Regions from separate parts of the Homo sapiens genome. Here region 2 is linked to region 1. The links are chromatin contacts, found by Hi-C or POLR2A ChIA-PET in ENCODE. All regions are on one chromosome and are shown on one strand. The core of a region is the stretch at or near the end of the contact, and the rest is flanking DNA. Distances in the headings are between cores, read along the strand shown.

Evidence for each region. Hi-C counts contacts between places; a loop is a spot of excess contacts on that map. ChIA-PET counts read pairs that join two places held with the same protein, here RNA polymerase II (POLR2A). Pooled maps may share reads with other maps.
Region 2: a loop to region 1 is called in a pooled map, with 2.6 times the contacts of the local background. The contact joins the enhancer-like site here to the promoter of CEP112 in region 1. A Hi-C loop is called at or near these places in 6 of 50 pooled maps. POLR2A ChIA-PET finds 5 or more read pairs at or near these places in 2 of 52 experiments (GM12878 and activated CD4-positive, alpha-beta T cell).

Annotation. Positions count from the first base shown.
Region 1 is chr17:66,189,489-66,196,323 of GRCh38, reverse strand. It overlaps CEP112 (centrosomal protein 112), which reads left to right and starts at 4,191. Exons shown (of 27, transcript NM_001199165.4): 1 at 4,191-4,327.
Region 2 is chr17:66,464,212-66,471,046 of GRCh38, reverse strand. All of the region lies in intron 2 of PRKCA (protein kinase C alpha), which reads right to left. Among named protein-coding and RNA genes, the nearest start is that of PRKCA-AS1, 51 kb to the right of the region's middle. RefSeq lists a silencer at 3,742-4,036. Within about 2 kb of position 3,891, at least 14 of the 41 ENCODE cell types and tissues checked have a DNase peak (open chromatin) inside an H3K27ac peak, as active enhancers do.

The DNA of each region.
Region 1 (6,835 bases), core at 2,942-5,441:
TTTATATACCTTTTAAGCCAGGTGACATAATCTGAGTTGAAATGTGGTTATTTGGTATTTGTCTTATTACCTCCTACTATCTCATAAATTTTTGGAGGGTAGAGACTTATCTTTTTTCTCATAAGTCCAGAATCTTTGTTGTAGTTAGAACCATTTGGGTTTACCCATCAGTTCAGTCCTCTGAGAAAATAACCCCAAACCCTCTCCCCAAAGTGCAAAGATGAGCTAAGAAAGTCATGTTTATACAATAGGATGCCCTATCTCCTGGCCATATCTCATTGGACTAATTGTGCTTACCTGATTCAAATTAGATCACTCAGTTTCACTCTCCGTAGCAAGAGATTTATATTCAGAAAAGTTAGTCTTCCGGGTTTCTAGACTGGAAGCTTTATGCATAGGGTGGTCATATTCTACCACATGTGCAGAGAAAAGCACGAAAATTAATGTTCATTCATTTGGTGATTCAGTGAACATTTATGGATTGTTTCTATATGGTAGGTACCCTGCAAGGTGCTGTCTGTGCAATGGTGAACCTAACAGGTATCGTCTTCATTCTTTTGGAAACTATAGGCATTTTTAAAAGATTACACCTGGGTTGGGTGCAGTGGCTCACACCTGTAATCCCAACACTTTAGGAGGCAGAGGTGGGTGGATCACTTGAGGTCAGGAGTTCAAGATCAGCCTGGCCAACATGGTGAAACCCCATCTCTACCAAAAATATAAAAAATTAGCTGGGTGTGGTGGCACGCGCCTGTAATCCCAGCTACTCTGAAGGCTGAAGCAGTAGAATTGTTTGAACCCGGGAGGTGGAAGTTGCAGTGAGCTGAGATCACACCACTGCACTCCAGTCTGGACGACAGAGCGAGACTCCGTCTCAAATAAATAAATAAATAAATAAATAGATTCCACTAATTAATATTTGATGACAAATTTTGATAAATGCAATGAAGAAAAGAGAACCAGGGGATTTGAAAGGAAATAAGGGCTGGTTTGAGAATCAGTGAAGGCCTCTCTGAGGTACTGATATTTAAGCTAAGGTGAAGAGCAAAGTGTCATAGCATTTCCAGTGGAGGAAACATTCCCTTAATATGCCTGCATATACCTGATGTTCAATAAATGTACATTGAGTTGGAAGATTATTATCTTTATGCAGTAACTAGACGTAGAAGGAAAATTCATTGATTACCATAGGTGTTTGGCCATAAAACATTTATAAGACACTGCATTTTTTAGGCCACATAAGCCTGGAGCTACACTACAACAGTGACAAGAGAATATATATATATATATATATATATTTTTTTTTTTGAGACAGAGTCTCGCTATGTCGCCCAGGCTGGAGTGCAGTGGCACGATCTTGACTCACTGCAAGCTCTGCCTCCCGGGTTCATGCCATTCTCCTGCCTCAGCCTCCCAAGTAGCTGGGACTACAGGCGCCCACCACCACGCCTGCTAATTTTCTTTTTTGTATTTTTAGTAGAGATGGGGTTTCACCGTGTTAGCCAGGCGGGTCTCGATCTCCTGACCTCGTGATCCGCCTGCCTCGGCCTCCCAAAGTGCTGGGATTACAGGCGTGAGCCACCACGCCTGGCCGACAAGAGAATATTTACCTGGCTTCATCCTTGAGGTTCCTGAATAGGCTCTGAGTTCAGCAATTTCTTCCCAAATATTTGTAGAGGTCCCCAGGGTGAGTCACATGGGTGCTCTGTGTATGATGGAACTACCCTATCATAGTGCTCTGTCTCTGACTGAGCTACTTGGGAGGCTGAGGTGGGAGGATTGCTTGAGCTCAGGAGTTGGAGGCTGTAGTGAGCTATGATCATGCCACTGCACTCCAGCCTAGGTGACAGAGCCAGGCTCTGCCTCTAAAAAAAGAAAAAAGAAAATTCTCAAAGGAAGTTCTTTACACTGTAAGATTAGGAATCACTCTCTTATACAAAGAGGAAGATGCTACATGAAGGGCAACTCACGGCCAACACTTTGCTTCATGCATCATCACTTTCCCCTTCAATTTTGCATATTGCCATTGAACCAGATCTCTTTAGGATGACTTACTTTTTCTTTTTTTTTTCGAGATAGAGTCTCACTCTGTTACCCAGGCTAGAGTGCAGTGGCGTGATCTTGGCTCACTGCAACCTCCACCTCCTGGGTTCAAGCGGTTCTCCTGCCTCAGCCTCCTGAGTAGCTGGGATCACAGGCGTCTGCCACCACACCTGCTAATTTTTGTATTTTTAGTAGAGACGGGGTTTCACCATATTGGCCAGGCTGGTCTTGAACTCCTGACCTCATGATCCACCTGCCTCAGCCTCCCGAAGTGCTGGGATTACAGGCATGAGCCACCATGCTCAGCCAGGATGACTTAATTTCTAGGAGGTTCCTTGGTTCTCAGGTAAGGAGTTTCCAAGTGAAACTTGCCTACCAGTCGTCTAAACATGACATGTAGGCTTGAGTTCTAAGGTGAACACAGCTCAGGCTCAAGCTGGTATCCCTTTCATGTTATATACATATAACATAAATAATAAAACTCTCTATGCATATCTTAATATTTTTATTTGCATGTGTGTGTATATATGAATGAAAAATATATAAATGAAAATGATATATATAAATGAAAAAAATGACAATCAGCTTGTTCTTAAAAGCGGGAAGGGAGATCTACTCATCTTATTTTCACCTAAGTAGAGGAAATATTTAAAGACATTTTTCATTTTCAGTTATATTTTTCTGCTATAGTTATTTCCTCTGAGATGAGCTTGAGCTTGTTACATTTTTTCTTTGATTTATCTTCTATTTATTTATCTTCTATTTTTCTTTTCATGTTTATTTAGACACCATTTGTCAAATTCATTTCATATTCTTTCAGCAATGCAGTTTATGATTCTAAAAATTGCATATATTTATTATGCACAACATTGTGAAATGACTAAGTCAAGCTAATTAACATAAGCGTTGCTTCACATACTTATTAATTTTGTGATGAGAACACTTAAGATGTACTCTTTTAGCAATTTTCAAGAACACAATACATTATCATTTACTATGGTCACCACGTTGTAAAATAGATCGCTTAGACTTATTCCTCCAATCTAACTTAAATTTTGTTTCCTTTGACCAATGTCCTCCTCCTCCTGAGGCTGGAGTAGGGTAGTTTATCTTTTTTTTTTTTTTTGAGTCTCGCTCTGTCGCCCAGGCTAGAGTGCAGTAGCGCAATCTCGGCTCACTGCAACCTTTGCTTCCCGGGTTCAAGCAATTCTCCTGCCTCAGCCTCCCGAGTAACTGGGATTACAGCCGTGTGCCACCACGCCTGGCTAATTTTTTGTATTTTTAGGAGAGACAGGGTTTCACCGTGTTAGCCCGGATGGTCTCGATCTCCTGACCTCCTGATCCGCCCACCTTGGCCTCCCAAAGTACTGGGATTACAGACGTGAGCCACCCCGCCCGGCCAGTTTATCTATCTTGAATGTATTAACTGACTGGTTAAATTCCTGCAATTGCATGCTTGATTTTGCATCCTTGATTCTCAGTACTAATTATCTGGATTATATATCATTCCCTAGTTATAAACATGTTCAAGTATGCTTTTGAAAACTAAACATTCTTAAAAGCATTCTGTACCCTTTATTTTCCTTAGCATGATTTGTCTTTGAGACAAGGAAGAGCTAGCTGTTGGTGTTTACTTCCAGTGAGATAGGTTTTAAAAAGAACCTTTTGAAGAATTTGACTTGGGTTTTGATATATCAGAGAGTGAGGAAATTTTCACTTGAGACCCATTCAACTCTGATGTCTGTCCACATAACGGATCACCCCTTTTGTGAACATCCTCCAGCCGCCCCATTTTCTGTGCCCTTATTTTTTCGCCACGGCCCCTAAGGTGATCATAAGCGACTCTGCGCGGGATGCGGGAGGGCAGCAGCATTCAAACTGTGGTCGGGTTATCCCGGAAGCTTCGACTGGGGACCCGCCAAGGGGCCCACAAGCTGGGGTGCGAGTCTGGCGGTTGCTGGGCCAGCAGGAGCGTCGCCATGGCAACGGGGCCGCGCGCACGCCGCCACCTGTGGGTGGAGAAATGCCCGCGCGGAAGTCTCCGCCCCCAGCCTGGGGCGCCGGTGGTCGCCGCCGCCGGGAACGTCGCCATGGCAACCGCACCGCAGGCTAGAGGGGTGGAGTAGGGGGCGGGGAAATGCGAGCGCGAAAGTCCCCGCCCCCGGGCTGCTGGGCGGCGGCGACCCAGCGGCCCGCAAGGATTTGAAACCGTTTGGCAGGGGCGGCGGTGGCGGCGGCGTTGGCGGCAGCGGCCGAGCGGAAAGCTTGCGTGTGGTGGTGCCAGGTTCTCGTTTTTTTCTGAATTTCCTTCCCCCGCCCCTCCCACCAGGTTCTTGAGTGGAATTTTGCGCCGGTGGCTGCCGCCCCGCCCTTGCGGGCCCGTTCGGGAAGGGGCGTCGCCCTCAGGCCCTGGGCCCGTTCTCCGGGCCTGGGGGGCGCGCGCCCCTGGGGTCCCGGCGCTGCCCGCTGTGGTGTCCCCGGCAGGCAGAGCGCGATCCAGGCCGGGACGACTTGGGAAAGTTCTAAGTAAAGTTTGATCAGCCGGTTTGATCGGTCTGACGTGGTCCAAGAGTCTGACCCAAGGGTTTGCGACTGGGAGAGGAAATCTGTGTCCTGGACAAGGTAGGAGCGCGGCCTGGGCCTGGGCCTCGGCGGGCCGAGGAAGGGACTGCCAGGAACGGCACCGCTGGAGTTTTCAATTCCGTCCCAGAAAAGAGTCTCAGAACAATCAGCTGGATTTGCGGGGACAGAACCAGGGCGCTGGTTGGTTTGCAGAAAGTCATAGGCCGCTTGGAGAGGCCCAAGCCCAGCACCGCCGCATGTAGGATGCTACCCTGTGTTTCTGAGTTAATTATTTTTAAGTGTTCAAGAGAACGACATAAGTAAATGTGAACAGCTTTTCTGATCATTGCACGGCTACTTTTATTTGTTTTTAATATTTTAAGATGAGTCAAAATAAGATAGAAAAGGCACATTAAATTCCATGAGCCTCTCCACAGTGGTCAGGCTGCAGCTTAGTGGAATGCATGGTATTAATAATTTGTGCAGTGTTCAGGCCCAGCTGTCACTGTCCACTAAGAACCTAGGTCAGTGACTTCACCTCACTTAAGCCTCAGCTTCCTTCTTCCTCTGTGAAATGACCATGGAAATGGTGCGGAAATGGTAGGGCCGGGCCAGAGAATAAACTGAGATTTGTTTCTAAAGCACACACTGAGCTACGGGTAGAGTCAGGGAAGGCTCTTGTCAAAACATCCACACGTGTAAGCCAGAGAAAACGTGCACCTCTAATCCTTTTTAATTTGTCGACGTTTCCAGTTTTCTTTAATGACCCACAATATATTTAAAATATGATTTGATTGAACAAAATGGGTTTTACACAACTTCCAAGAACGTTTGTTTTGTTTGGCAAGGAGTGTGATATGAATGAAGTGTATTCTTTGCTTGGCAGTTGTGACTCCTTTTTTTCCCAGACCTTTTAATACTTGTGGTTTGGTTATGTTTGCTGACTGTAGGGTAGGTAAGCCCATTTTGTAGCTGTCCAAAAAGAAGTTTAAAAAAAGGCAGCATGGGTGAGTTTAATAAAAGACATGATCCAAATATAGATTGTAGCTATAAGCAAGAGTCACCCAATTTACTTCTTTTTTACCTTTGGAATTATTTATTTTTTTGAGACAGTCTTGCTCTGTGGCCCAGGCTGGAGTGCAGTGGTGCAAACTCAGCTCACGCTCACTGCAACGTCCGTCACCTGGGTTACCTTTGAAATAATTTATATAACTGATAGGCACACTATAATTACTCTAAGCCTAAGCCAAAGATGTTGCTTTACTTATTTTTCAATTCCAGTAATTTAAATTTTCAATTCTGATAAATGGTATGAAACTTTTGATAAGTTGGAACTTAGATACAATTTGTGAATATGATGTAATTTGTTTTTAAATTATTTATTTTTCATTTTCAATTTTTTTTTTTTTGAGACGGAGCTTTGCTCTTGTCACCCAGGCTGGAGTGCAGTGGCATGATTTCAGCTCACTGCAACCTCTGCCTCCCAGGTTCAAGCGATTCTCCTGCCTCAGCTTCCTGAGTAGCTGGGATTACAGGTGCCTGCCACCATGCCCGGCTAATTTTTGTGTTTTTAATTGGCCAGGCTTGTCTCGAACTCCTGACCTCAGGTGACCCTCCCGCCTCGGCCTCCCAAAGTGCTGGGATTACAGGTGTGAGCCACTGCACCCGTTCCATTTTCAGGTTTTTTGAGACAGGGTCTCACTTTATTGCTCAGGCTGGAGTGCAGTGGTGTGATCTTGGCTCATTGCAGCCTTGACCTCTTGGGCTCAAGTGATCCTCCCACCTCAGTCTCCCGAGTAGCTGGGACTACAGATGCATGCTACCATGCTTGGCTAATTTTTGTATTTTTTTGTAGAGACAGGGTCTCACTATGTTGCCCAGGCTGGTCTTGAACTCCTGGGATCAAATGATCCACTCACCTTGGCCTCCCGAAGTGTTTGGATTACAGATGTGAGCCACCACACCTGGCCAATAAGATGTAATTTGTATAGCAATAATTCCTTGAAGGTTTGAAATGTTAGTTTTTTTGTTTCTTTTTCCATTTCTTTATTTTTTTGGAGAAAAATTAAGGGATAAGAAGAAGCAGATTTTTAGTTTTTACCAAATGTTACTTTGATTCTTTAGTTTTTTTTTTAAATGTATACTTCAATATTGCATGTCAATATAGCAATTCCAATTGCCTTTCTACTTTTCAAAATACTTTTTTTTTTTTTTTTGAGACAGAGTTTTG
Region 2 (6,835 bases), core at 2,642-5,141, 280 kb before region 1:
TTTGTAGAAGTACAATTAAAAAAAAAACTAAACTAAAAAAAAAAAAAAGTTCCCAAATACAGGCCAAAAATAAGGAAAGGCTAAGAAAAGGGCATATTTCTTTTCTCACTTGAGATATAACCTAGAGGGCTTTCTAATTATACACACTCTTAGTTGGAGATGCTAGTTGTCGTCTAATCAGCCTACAAGGGCGGAAGCCGATTTGAAGATCACTTTTCAAGTTTTAATTCACTCTGTTTCCTCTTTGACTCAAGTGGTTAAACATTTGTTTCAGAGTTGCATCTCATTGCCTCTGCTCGTCCCCCTAATAATTAAATCCTAGAATGTCAAGTCCTTCAAGACCCTTTCAAAAGGGCAATTCTTGGTATTGAAACGAAGGGCTGACTGTGCCCTTTAAGTCTGAACTGCATTGACACGTGGGGAATTACCATATCTGCACAGATCAGGTCCCTAAAGCCAGGCCGGGCCAGGTAGCTCTAAGTGCCCTTCAGTCTCTGCCCTGTAAAAAATGCAAACTGGGGCCGGGCGCGGTGACTCAAGCCTGTAATCCCAGCACTTTGGGAGGCCGAGGCGGGTGGATCACCTGAGGTCAGGAGTTCGAGACCAGCCTGGCCAACATGGTGAAACCCCGTTTCTACTAAAAATACAAAAATAGACGGGCATGGTGGCGGGGGGTGCCTGTAATCCCAGCTACGTGAGAGGCTGAGGCAGGAGAATCGCTTGAACCAGGTTGGCGGGGGTGGGGGTTGGGGAGGGGGGGTGGCAGAGGTTACAGTGAACCGAGATTGTGCCACTTGACTCCAGCCTGGGCCAAAGAGCAAAACTCTGTCTTTTAAAAAAAAAAAAAAAAAAAAAAGCAAACTGGTTCAGGTCCATTAAGCATCAGCTCTGAAATATGTCAGGGGAATCTCCTTCATGTGACCCTGAGGTTTCATTTCTGTGGCCTCTTCCTGGGACATGCAGCCAAGTCATGTTGTTATTTTCCCACTAAAAAAAAAAGTAGTGAATGTACACAGCATGCCACAACGGACACATATTGGGGGTAATTACCCCTTGGAAGGGTTAACTTTCTAAATCATCTCTGACCTTCCTAATAAAACGCTAACCCAACTGTTTCCTTCGCAGTGCTCTAAGTTTGTGGATACTCACTGGATCCTAGAGGTTTATGTTTCCTCTAAGACTCTGGCCATTGGCCCTGGGTACTTCTGATTTACTTCCAAAGTTTCTCTCCTAAAAAAAACATAAATACCCCCACTTAGGGGCTGGGAGACTTAACCCAATTGATTGTGTTCGCACTTCAGAAAAAAACAACTCAAAGCTTAAGTATTTGCAGACAGCTTTTTGTCCTACTTGCAAATGTTTCCTCAATAATACAAGTGACAGAATTAGGCAATGTGCTAGGGAGGAAGATAATTTAATGTAAAATGTCCTTTACAAGGTATCACATGCTAGTAAATCCCAATCTACAAAATTAATTATAAACCCACAAAAATTACATAGAATAGTAATGAATTGCTCAGATACCTAGAAAGATGGACTTTCTTTTTTAAATTAAGACCATTTTCACCAAAGTGCTATATTGTGGTTGTCACGTGATTGACGGGTGTTTGTTTTCAATATTATTTATTTCTATCTTATTTCCCCCAATGAGCATATGTCACTAAAAGTTTTGTTTTGTTTTGTTTTTAAGAAACACAGCACCCCTCATATTTACTCCTACACTAAACAAATAATCACTCAGGCTACAGAGCAGCAAAAAAGAATGGCAGGAATGTGTTCCAAGCAAGCCTTTGCAAAATGATAGCAGGGCACCTTTCTCTTTAGCAGATTTGTGGATCACAACTAAATGACAGCTCTGGCTGGGGGTAGAGGAGGGTGCCCCAGTGTTCTCGAGATGGTGAACGACTGGAATGTGGACAGAAAGAGGAAGGAAACTGTGGCCATGGAGCCTCGTTTGCATTTCGAGGGAATAAGGCATCTGTAGGGGAAGGGGAACTAAGTGGAGCCCGGCAGAGACTTTAAATGCCATTCTCAGAGTCCATGGCCTTCTTGGCTCTGACTAGAAAGTCTACAGTTGAAAGTGGTGGCCCAGAAGGGAACTGGGCTGAGCTACTTCCCTTCAACATTTCTGCTGGGAAGACAGCATTCAAAGCAGAACCTTCAGGGGAAATAGAGAGGATTGCAAAATAGAGAGGAATGATGGGTAATTTCTGGAGGTGAGAGGAAGTGGTGAATGGGAATCTGGGTTTCTCCTGCATGCCAGCCACAACTTCTGTTTCTCTTCAGTTTCATTCATGTTAGCTCTCGCCCCTCCCACTTTCCCACCCTCCACCCTCCTTCAGAAGTCCTTTACCTGTGCGCTCTTGCCCTAATGCTGCCATAGTTAGCTGGTTTCAGACCACACCTTCCATTTAGAGACCTCAGACAACCCTGGGCATTTACTCCAGGTCAGCTTCCTATTGAAAAGCATACAAATATGTTGGGAACAAGAGGCAAAAACAGAAGGGTGCCCATGTTTCTCAGCCAGATAGGATCTGTCAGTTATAATAGGGTTGGACCTTAGGAAAAACATGAATTATGACTTGCCAGGAAAAAAAATGCATGTGCAGGAACAAGTCAGTCAGCTGACTACAAACTGCTGCACCAAGATAGCAAATGTGTGCCTCCCACAGCCAGCGACCCAGTCAGCCCACACAAATGAGGACAGAGTCCTCAGTGACAGAGACACCCTGTGATGTTGCTGCAAGAGTGTGCATCTTGATTCAGACAAGTTCATTTCAAAAAATATTTTTCACCTGTATATCTTTTTAAATAGGTAAATACACAGCACAGACCCAGATAAAGGAAAAAGTCATTCTGTAGTTTTCATTTCTTTAAGCCAAAATGTCGAATGGAAAATATGTGCTTTTTGACAAATGTAGCTTTATCATTTCAGAGACATCGTATCTTCACTTTGTATTTTAGTTGCATAGAAGAAATAAAGAAGCATCAAAATGATACCCCACTGCTCCTGGAAACAGCTAATGAGGAGTTCCTAAACTAAGAGTCATTTCTGTCAAACACGAGGAAAGTGGAACTATCAGCAAGGAAAGATAACTTGTTAGTCATATAAATGCTCCTGGGAGCCATGAAAAGTTTTCTGTTGTTTTTTTTTTTAATTTTTTGTTTTTGTTTTTTAAGTACAACCAAGGCCAGACGCAGTGGCTCATACCTGTAATCCTAGCACTTTGGAAGGCCAAGGCGTGGGGATCGCTTGAGCCCAGAAGTTCAAGACAAGCCTGAGCAACATAGTGAGACCCCATCTCCACAAAAAATTAAAAAATTAGCTAGGCATACTAGCATGCACCTGTGGTCCCAGCTACTCAGGAGGTTGAAGCAGGAGGATCGCTTGAGCCCAGGAGTTTGAGGCTGTGGTGAGCCAAGATGGTGCCACTGCACTCCAGCCTGGGTGACACAGTGAGACTGTCAAAAACAAACAAAAATGTACAAACAAAATTTCATTCTAATTTTTAAAAGCACTAGAGCAGGTACTATTGGTGATAGGGCTGTTTTTCTGCAAAAAAAAATGTGTTTGCCCAGCTAAACAAGCATTTTGTTCACAATGAAAACTAAGCTATTATTTAGTCAAAAGCCATCATTTACAGATGAGGAAACTGAGGCAGTTTACCTTAAATCAGCCAGTTATAGCACATTATGTATAGTAACTGCTGAGGTTAGCTACACGACATCTGGCTACATAGCATGAAATGAGAGTACAGCTGACATCACTCCGTTCATACACTTTGGAATTCCTGAGATTTAACCACTCATGGTATTGGAATGTACCATGCCATGGCCTAAATGAGAGCCTGTAAGCCACGATACAAACCAAAAGATCTTTGCACACCACCTCCTGCGCATGAGGCAACATGCACAGTCATCCCTCTCTAAGATGCTCAGAGGAAGAGGAAAATAATGTGTTGAACAACAGCCATCTCTGTCGTGTGTGTTTGCAGGGCAACGAAGCCATCAGCAAACATCTTTTCATAGTAGGTTCAGTTTGAATATGAGCATCATTTTGCTTTCATTTTCAAATTTTCTTGCTACAAGGAAAAGTGAATCATTCCATAGTTTCAAATGCCAGTCACAAATTTAAACTGAGGGCATGAGTAATTTAAGTCTTTTTTTTTTTTAAATGAAGGAAGAGGTCACAAGTCAAACATCCACGTGGACTTCCCTTCTTTGACCCCAGCGTGAAGGAATTCGCAGGTTAAAGGCTTTTACTGCTAATCTTAGCACCACTGTTATTCCCACTTCTCTTTAGAAATAAAGTCAATTTTATTAAAAGCTGAAGTTTCAAGTTTTTGTGCATTACACCAAAAATTTAATAAAGAAAAGAACGATGTTTAGATTTTATGTGGAATACTTATCAATTCTTAACAGCACAGACTCCATCTTTGATTATTTTTAAATGTTCAGTGTGGCCAAATTATGTTAAATGGTATTTTGCCAAGAAGTTTCTTCCATTTTGAGGTAAGGAGAAGAAAACGTGGAGGAAGAGAAAGTCACTTGTTGCTCAGTGGGAACCACTTTGCAGAATAATTCTGACCCCCATCTCAGCTCCACAAGCAAGTTCCCAGAAAGGGCTTCCCAAGGCCCGTGGCTTGTGAGCAGTGCAGGTGGCCTCAAACGCAGGGCTCCCTGGGTCTGGCTTCAAACTCTTCCAGCTGGGACACCTGGGACCAAGCTCTACTTCCCCCAGCTCAGTTCCCATTAGATGCTTCCTCCACCCACACACAAATTCTTTCCACACGTGCAGTTCATGTTCCAAAATTTCATTCACCGACTACAGAAAAAAGGTACAGGCGTCTAGAGTGAGGAGATCCAGACCCATCCTCGTGCTTCGACATATTTCAGTGACTTCTTAAAATTCTCAGTATTGGGCTCTGCACACAGCAGCTATGTAACAAAACAGCTGCTGGTGCACTTGGATGTAAAATGCTTCTCTGTTTCTTCTCAATATAATGGAACTAAGAATGATTTCCTATGTCAGAGAACTATATAGCCCTACAGAAGAACAGCTTTTGACTTATTGCTGAGATTACATTAGGCTATACAAACTGAGTTATCCATGTGAAGAAACTCCTTTAAAAAAAAAAGTCAAATCTTACACAATAAGAAAGAAAGTACATGCAAATAAACAACTCCAAAAAGCATTTAAAATGTTACTGGCCTCAATAAATTTCCTTGCTTGGGTGGAAAGAGGTTGTGGAATGGGGATGGTTGTCTCTTCGAATTAAAGCTACCTTTGTTCATAATACCAACTTTTCTCTCTATGCAGATCTACTGTTAGAATTAAAACATATCAGGCCAGGCACAGTGGCTCCCCTCTGTAATCTCAACACTTTTGAGGGGCCAAGGTGGGAGGACTGCTCAAGCTCAGGAGTGTGAGACCAGCTTGGACAACACAGCAAGACTTCATCTCTACTTAAAAAAAAAAAAAAATTAACTAGCCAGGCATGGTGGCACATGCCTTTAGTCCCAGCTACTCAGGAGACTGAGGTGGGAGGATCTCTTGAGCCCAGGAGTTTGAGGCTGCTGTGAACCATGATCACACCACTGCACTCCAGTCTGGGCAAGAGAGTAAGACCTATCTCAAAAATTAAAAAAAATTAAAAAATAATTATAACATATCAGTTGACAAATTCCTTCCAGATATACCATTATGATAAGTCAAATTTAAGAATTACCCGATGCTATCAGTTTCTTAGGGAAGTCTTGAAACAAAATTCCCTTTCCCACAAAACAAATCTCGTTTACAAAACAGCTCATAGGACTAAAGTTCTGGATAGACATAAAAGATAAATTAAAGGATTAGTCCTTCCTATTCTGCAAATGTTAAGTTGTGGTTATTAAGGCTATGGGGGTTGGCCTAGTCAAAGAGTTTCCTAGTCATTCATTTATTTACTTAAGTTATTGCTTATGTCACTGGTAAAGAAACAAACTATGTTTCTACCAAGAAACAAAAACCACCAATCCCTTTGTATTTAATTAAAAAAACCAAAACACAAAATTGTAAAACTCTACAAAATAACAAAGGAGAAAGATCTAGATGACCTTGGGTTTGGCAATAACGTTTTAGATACAATACCAAAGGCCAAAGGAGCAATCCATGAAAAAATAATTGGTAAGCTGGATTTCATTATAATTAAAAACTTCTGCTCTGCAAAAGACACTGTCAAAAGAATCAGAAGATATTATAGGCTGGGAGAAAATATTGCAAAAAATAAATCTGATAAAGAAGTATTATACAAAATATACAAATAACTCTTAAAATTCAGCAATAGGAAAACAAACAGCCCAATTAAAAATGGGCACAAGACCAGATATCTCACCAAAGAAGATGTACAGATGGCAAATATGCATGTGAAAAGATGCTCAATATAATATGTCATTAGGGATCTGCAAATTAAAGCAATGAGATACCACTACACACCTATTAGAATGGCCAAAATCCAAAACACTGACAACACCAAACGCTGACAAGGATGTGGACCAATGAGATCTCTCATTCATTGCTGGAGGGCAAGCAAAATGGTACAGCCACTTTGGAAGACAGTTTGGCAGTTTCTTAAAAAACTAAACATATTCTTTCCATTTTACCCCACAATTGCAGTGGGTCATATATTTACCCAAATGAGTTTAAAATGTATGAAAACCTGCACACGGATGTTTATGGCAGCCTTCTTCATAATTGCCCCAAACTTGAAAGCAACCCAGACGCCCTTCAGTAGGTGAATGGATAAACTGCGGTGCATCCAGATGATAGAATCTTATTTAGCACTAAACAGAAATG